Linked DNA regions of Homo sapiens: region 2 is linked to region 1. A link is an interaction called in ENCODE POLR2A ChIA-PET data of the cell type or tissue named here. Cell type or tissue: endothelial cell of umbilical vein. All regions are shown on one strand. Links, peaks and the distances in the headings refer to the core of each region. The heading gives the core; the rest is flanking DNA.

What was found. Peaks named below come from ENCODE experiments on the same cell type or tissue, not always from the same donor. Only the 100,000 strongest peaks of a DNase experiment are listed, where the experiment ranks them.
Region 2: POLR2A ChIA-PET joins it to region 1 with 5 read pairs; 2 of 35 experiments call an interaction of 5 or more read pairs at or near these places.

The regions. Positions count from the first base shown.
Region 1 is chr2:187,417,867-187,420,792 of GRCh38, forward strand. All of the region lies in intron 1 of CALCRL (calcitonin receptor like receptor), which reads right to left. All of the region lies in intron 2 of CALCRL-AS1 (CALCRL and TFPI antisense RNA 1), which reads left to right. Among named protein-coding and RNA genes, the nearest start is that of CALCRL, 29 kb to the right of the region's middle. In endothelial cell of umbilical vein, for the core only: no CTCF peak of the experiment used is centred there; no DNase peak of the experiment used is centred there.
Region 2 is chr2:186,853,001-186,855,926 of GRCh38, forward strand. No RefSeq gene overlaps it. Among named protein-coding and RNA genes, the nearest start is that of ZSWIM2, 5.3 kb to the left of the region's middle. In endothelial cell of umbilical vein, for the core only: no CTCF peak of the experiment used is centred there; a DNase peak (open chromatin) is centred at 1,261; H3K27ac peaks cover 712 bases.

The DNA.
Region 1 (2,926 bases), core at 177-2,676:
ACAGTTACTTGTTAATGTAACAGTTTATACAATAAAAAGTAACCCACAGTATAGGATTTTTCACATTTACAAAGTGTCAAGTGTTTACTTCTTCATCAATATCGCCTACATTTTCATTATTTAACATCTTTGCCCAATTCCCACTGTAACCAAGTGTATTTCCATGCAGTCAAGTTACTACCCAGCTTAGTTTGAGGTTAAATGTAAAAAGCTTTGACGTTTTCTGTTCTCAGAGTCCTCCTGCAGAAGCCTTTGTTCTGACCTTTCACCCACACCCCCAGGACTTCTATTCACTAAAAATGTGGAATTATCCATGCTAATCCTGGAATTCTGGTCATTAAAAGAAAAAAAATTGTGTATATCATTCTCTGCATCAATTTCAAAAGTTATTCTTCACACCTATATTTAGAGATGCAGCTGAAGCTTAAAAATATTCAATTGGGCATATAATTTTATAAAAATAGAGCGTTCTAAAAAGAATTGAGAATCATGTAAAATTTAACCTGTTTTTACTGGATCTATAAGTCAATATAAAATATTTATTTTTCTGTGTACATTCCCATATCTACTTAATGACACTGTATCATGTTGATTTTGTCTTTTTTCTTTCATTAGCCTATATATTCTTCATGAGAGTAAATAAAACTAATCGTGTCTTAAATATCGACTTCTATTGTTATTTTGAATCTTCCTAAGGGTATAGGTCAAGGTTTATTCATTCTTACCTTACCTTCTGTTTTAGCATTTAAGACAGCTCATAGTAGACATTGGAAGATTGGTTAAATTGCTATTTAAATGACCTAGAATACAATTGTTTAAGTAATTTACCAACCTTTGCAAAGCTGAATTATATTTGTGTATTCTGTCAATATTACATAATATTAAGGTTCTGAGATGTGTTCTTTATCTTTATTCAGCTTTTCCTATATTCTAGAAAATTTCACCTTCTTCATAATAATTTCTTAGAAACTTGTGTTTTTTTTTCTTTTTTTCTTTTTTTTTTTTTTTTAGATGGAGTCTTGCTCTGTCACCAGGCTGGGGTGCAGTGGCGTGATCTCGGCTCACTGCAACCTCCGCCTCCCAGGTTCGAGCTATTTCCCCTGCCTCAGCCTCCCAAGTAGGTGGGATTACAGGCACGCACCACCACGTCTGGCTAATTTTTTTTTTTTTTTTTTTTTTTTGGTATTTTAGTAGAGACGGGTTTCACCATGTTGGCCAGGATGGTCTCAATCTCCTGACCTCATGATCCACCCGCCTCGGACTTCCAAAGTGCTGGGATTACAGGCATGAGCCACCAGGCCCTGCTGATACTATGGACTAAATTGTGTCTGCCCCCAAATTATATATTTAAGTTCTAACCCTCAATCTGGTTATATTTGGGCATGACACCTTTAAAAAGTGATTACGGTTAATGAAGTAATAAATGCGTATCCCTAATCTAATATGACTGATGTCTTCCCAAGAAGAGGAAGAGATGTCAGGGATATGCAAACACCCCTGTGAGGATGCAATAAGAAGGTGACCCTCTGCAAACAGAGAAGAGAGGCCTGAGGAGAATCCACACCTGCCAACACCTTGATCTTGGACTTCCAGTTTCCAGAACTGTTACAAAATAAATTTCAGTTGTCTAACCTTCTAGTCTATGGCTTTCATTATGGCAGCCCTTGCAAATTAATACAGTTAGCTTGGGCCAGCTCACAGAACTTAACACCAAAGTGAAAGCTGGCAAAAATTTCGAAAATTTTATAAGTGGAATTTTTTAAATTATCTAATTTTAAACACTTCCTTATTATTGAGTAGGCCATTTCATTTTTTTCAAAGATAAAAACAAAGAAATATATTTTAATTTGCAGAAGAGCAACTTATGTTAACTGAAGAAAATGCTTACTGAATATGAAGTTAAAGTAAAATGTGTTAAAAGAGCCTCCCTTAAATTATTTTAGCTAGAAGCATAAATCTGTCTCTAAACATTCTGTGATAGCAAAATGAATATAAATAGCATATTATGCCATTATAAATAGCAGTTTTAAGTGATATGATTAATAACTGTTAGTTCTGGAGTCATATGCTAATCTTTGTGGAAGCAGAAGCTGGCTCATATACTGACAACCTCTGTTTGCCCTACTAATAATTCAACCCCTAGTTGCTATTGTCACATTGAACTACAAATTCCTAACAGAAATTACTCCAAAACCTAGGAAATGAAACAGATGCTAACATTTCAAGAAAGCCTTCAGGACAAGAACATTAAAAAATCATTTTCATGTAGTGCTTGAAGTAAATCAAATCTGCTGGTATTTCATGTGCTTAAGCGATCACAGCTTTCCCAGCCAGTGAGTATCTTTAAAAGAGAGGTTTCTGTCTTTCATATCAAGTATTATTTTGATTAAAATAATCATTTAATGAACTAGATCTGGAAGAAGTCAAAGGTCTTTTATAAGATTATGACATAATAATATCTTAGAAAAATCTCTTATTTACTGAACCACTATTTATTTTCAAAGAATAGGAAAAACATTATGATAAAGCTCATCGAAGGTATAACTTATATAGGCTAATAGTTATACTTAGATTTCTTCTTCTTTGATTTTTTTTTCAAAAGAAAAAAATTTTTTTTAAGTTTTTTAAAAGAATGCATTAAAACCAGTTATAAATTCTTGTCCACTACTGCCAGGAAAAACAATAAATCAGTAGGGCCTCATGCAACTTATTTGGAAGTCCAAAATTGATGGTAAATATTATAATATGAATTTACATTTCAGAAAAATATATGTTCAAGTGCATTGTGAGTGAAAAAATAATAATTTTGAAATATGCATGTAAGAGATGTACTCTTCTGAGAGTAGAGGTGTAGGGAACACTAGGTTCAGAACAGAGGAAGAAAGAGTAAATTTTTAATATCTAGTCTTGGTTTATTGATACACAA
Region 2 (2,926 bases), core at 269-2,768, 560 kb before region 1:
CAGTTTTTCTTTGACAGTGAACACCATTTATCTAAAAGACTATTTGGTAATTAAGTCAGGCTAAATTATATTTTGCTGAGTTTTTTTCTTGTGAACAAAGAAAGTGAAGTCTATCAAAAGCAACTGGACCATTTATAGAGAAAATATTTTAAACTTTTTGCACATAAAAGTGTAATATGAATAAATATATAACCCACTATGAGTGTGACTGGGACTTTAAGATGCCAGAATAAGTAGATAATGTTAGTTTCTCCCCCATTGACTAGCCTAAAAAAAGTCAGGTTTCAACCTCTGACAATGAAGAGAACTAAAGAGGGCTGAGGTAGGCAGAATTTTCAGAATGACCCCAGTGACCCCAATGACCCTTACCCTTGTATAATTTCTTCCTCTGTGAATATGTAGTGTTATGTGACAAAAGAGATTTTGCAGGTATAATTGTGGTTACTAATCATTTGATTTTGAGTTAATTAAAAGGGAGATAACTATGGTTGGCCTCATCTTATCTCATAAACTCTTTAAAGGCAGTTTTCTCTGGCTGGTGACAGAAGGAGAAGTCAGAATGGAAGCAATTTTTTTTTTTTTTTGGCCAGCTTTGAAGATGGAAGGGGCCATGTGACAAGGAATTCTGTGGCCTCTGGAAGAAGAAAGTGGCCTCTGGCTGACCACCAGCAAGGAAATGGAGTCCTTAGACCTTGAGCAGCAAAGGACTGGATTTTTGGCAGCAACTTGAATGGGCTTGAAAGCAGATTCTTCTGCAGAGCTTCCAGAGAAGAGCACAGTCTGGATAACACATTGATTTCAACCTTGTGAGACAGTGAGCAGAGAGCCTAGCTGAGACTGCCTGTACTTCTGACCTATATATCTGTAAACTGGTAAATGGATATTGTTTTAAGTCACTAAATTTGTGATAATTTCTTTTGCAGCAATAGAAAAAGAATATGGGGCCACTGGCAAATTAACAGTTTCAACAACCTACTAGAAGAACAAATATGGGTGGAAGAATGCTGACTGATGAAATGAGGAGTAATTGATGGCAAGAACATGGAACAGATTACTTCTCATCTGCCAGCATTGGGTTGGACAATAGAATCACTTTAGCTAGTTTTACTTACAAAGGAATTTACTATAGGATATATGTTAGCTTGTAGGCTGACTAGAAGGGCCCAGAATCAAGCTTTAATTCCACCCTAAAGTGAGGCATTCAGGAAACTTGTTCACTTATACCATGAGATTTTTCCAGTGGAAATTCCTCTGAGTCATTCAAAAAGCTAGGGACTAAACATTGTACCTTTATTCTCATTGTTGCAGTGAAAACAAAGGACTTCATAACTGTGATTGCTAGTTGGGCTGCGTGGTCTCAAGAACTTTATTATTGCCTTTTAAGTCCTGGCAGAAGACAGTCAAGTATTTATAATCTAAAAGTTAAAAAAATCTGGAGAACATAGAAAGGTGGTAGAAAAAAATTGGAGAGTTACCAAAATGGATAAGGGGGCAGGAGAATTCAAACAATTTGACAAGCCGAAAGACCAAGATATTAAAAAGACAATCAGAATAAGAAGGGTTTTTTTGTTGTTCTAGAAATGATTTTTTAATTAAGAAACTCAACAGAAATTTTGAAAGATAAAGTCAATTATCTAGATGTAGAGCAAAAAGAAAAAAGATGGAAAATATTAAAAAGAAAGAAAGAGGGCTAAGCTAAAATGTACAAATTTAGACCATTATGATTTTCAAAAGGCAGAGTGAAGGGAAGGAAATTATCAAAGATGATAATAGAAAAAATTTCCTAGGATAATTGGGAGAACTATATCTTCAAATAAAAAGGGCTTGTCAAATGCTGAGCAGTACAAATGGATAATGATTCATACCTAGATATGTGGCTGAGAAATTTTGAAATGTTGAAAATAAAGAGAAAAACCTAGCCATTTACAAAATGAAAAAAAGATACAAATGGGCAAAAACAAGATAAGAATTAGAGTCTTTATTTGCATCAGGGATCCTAAATGACTTGGAAAAGTTCTGAGGGAAAATGATACTGACACTAGAATTTTATGTCTAGCTATGTTATCAAACAAATGTAAGGACAAAATCAAGTCATTTTCAGACATATAGGATTCAGAAAGCTTATCCCCCATTCATGAATAATGAGTAAAGCACAGGGATATATGTGAGAAAAACCAGGAATGTATAATTTTATGTTTAAATGGTTCTTATTATCACCAGCTCTTCTTTTTATATCATAGCTTCTCCATTCTCTTTATTTAGCAGATTCATCTCTTGGTTGGTTTGAATGACTTCTTGAATAATTTTTTGCGGAGAAAGCATGAGCAGTATACTTTTTGTCTTGAATAACCTAAATTATTTAAAATTGCTTTCACACGTAAATGACCATTTGGCTGGTTATGCAATACTTGGATTAAAATCTTTCTCCTACAACTGTAAAGATATTGCTATATTTTTGCAAGTGAACCATAATATATAGGGTATAAATCTGACACCGGCCAAATTTTTTAACCTTTATGTATTGATAGCATGTTTCTTCCTGGAAGATTTTAAATTCGTCGTTTTTAAGACTTCAACCAAGATAATTTCATAAGTTGTGTTTCACTGATTTTTTCTGCTATGTCATCAACTGACTTTTTTATTCTGTGACGTTATTGATTATTGCTTCTGTTCTATTGCTTCAGATTCTTTTTAAGGAACCCAAATTATCTTGTACTTTGTTCCTATTTTATTTGCTTGTTTTTAGTTAGTCTTATCTATTGTTTTATTCTTCCTCATTTTTTTTCTCAATCTTCTGCTTTCTGGGAGAGCTTTTCATGTTTTTCCTCTTTATCCTGATGCATTGAAAATTATGTCATTTGCATATTTATTTTAGAACACTAAAAATTATCGTTCTTTTGCTATCTTTGCCTGTCGCTCATGCAGT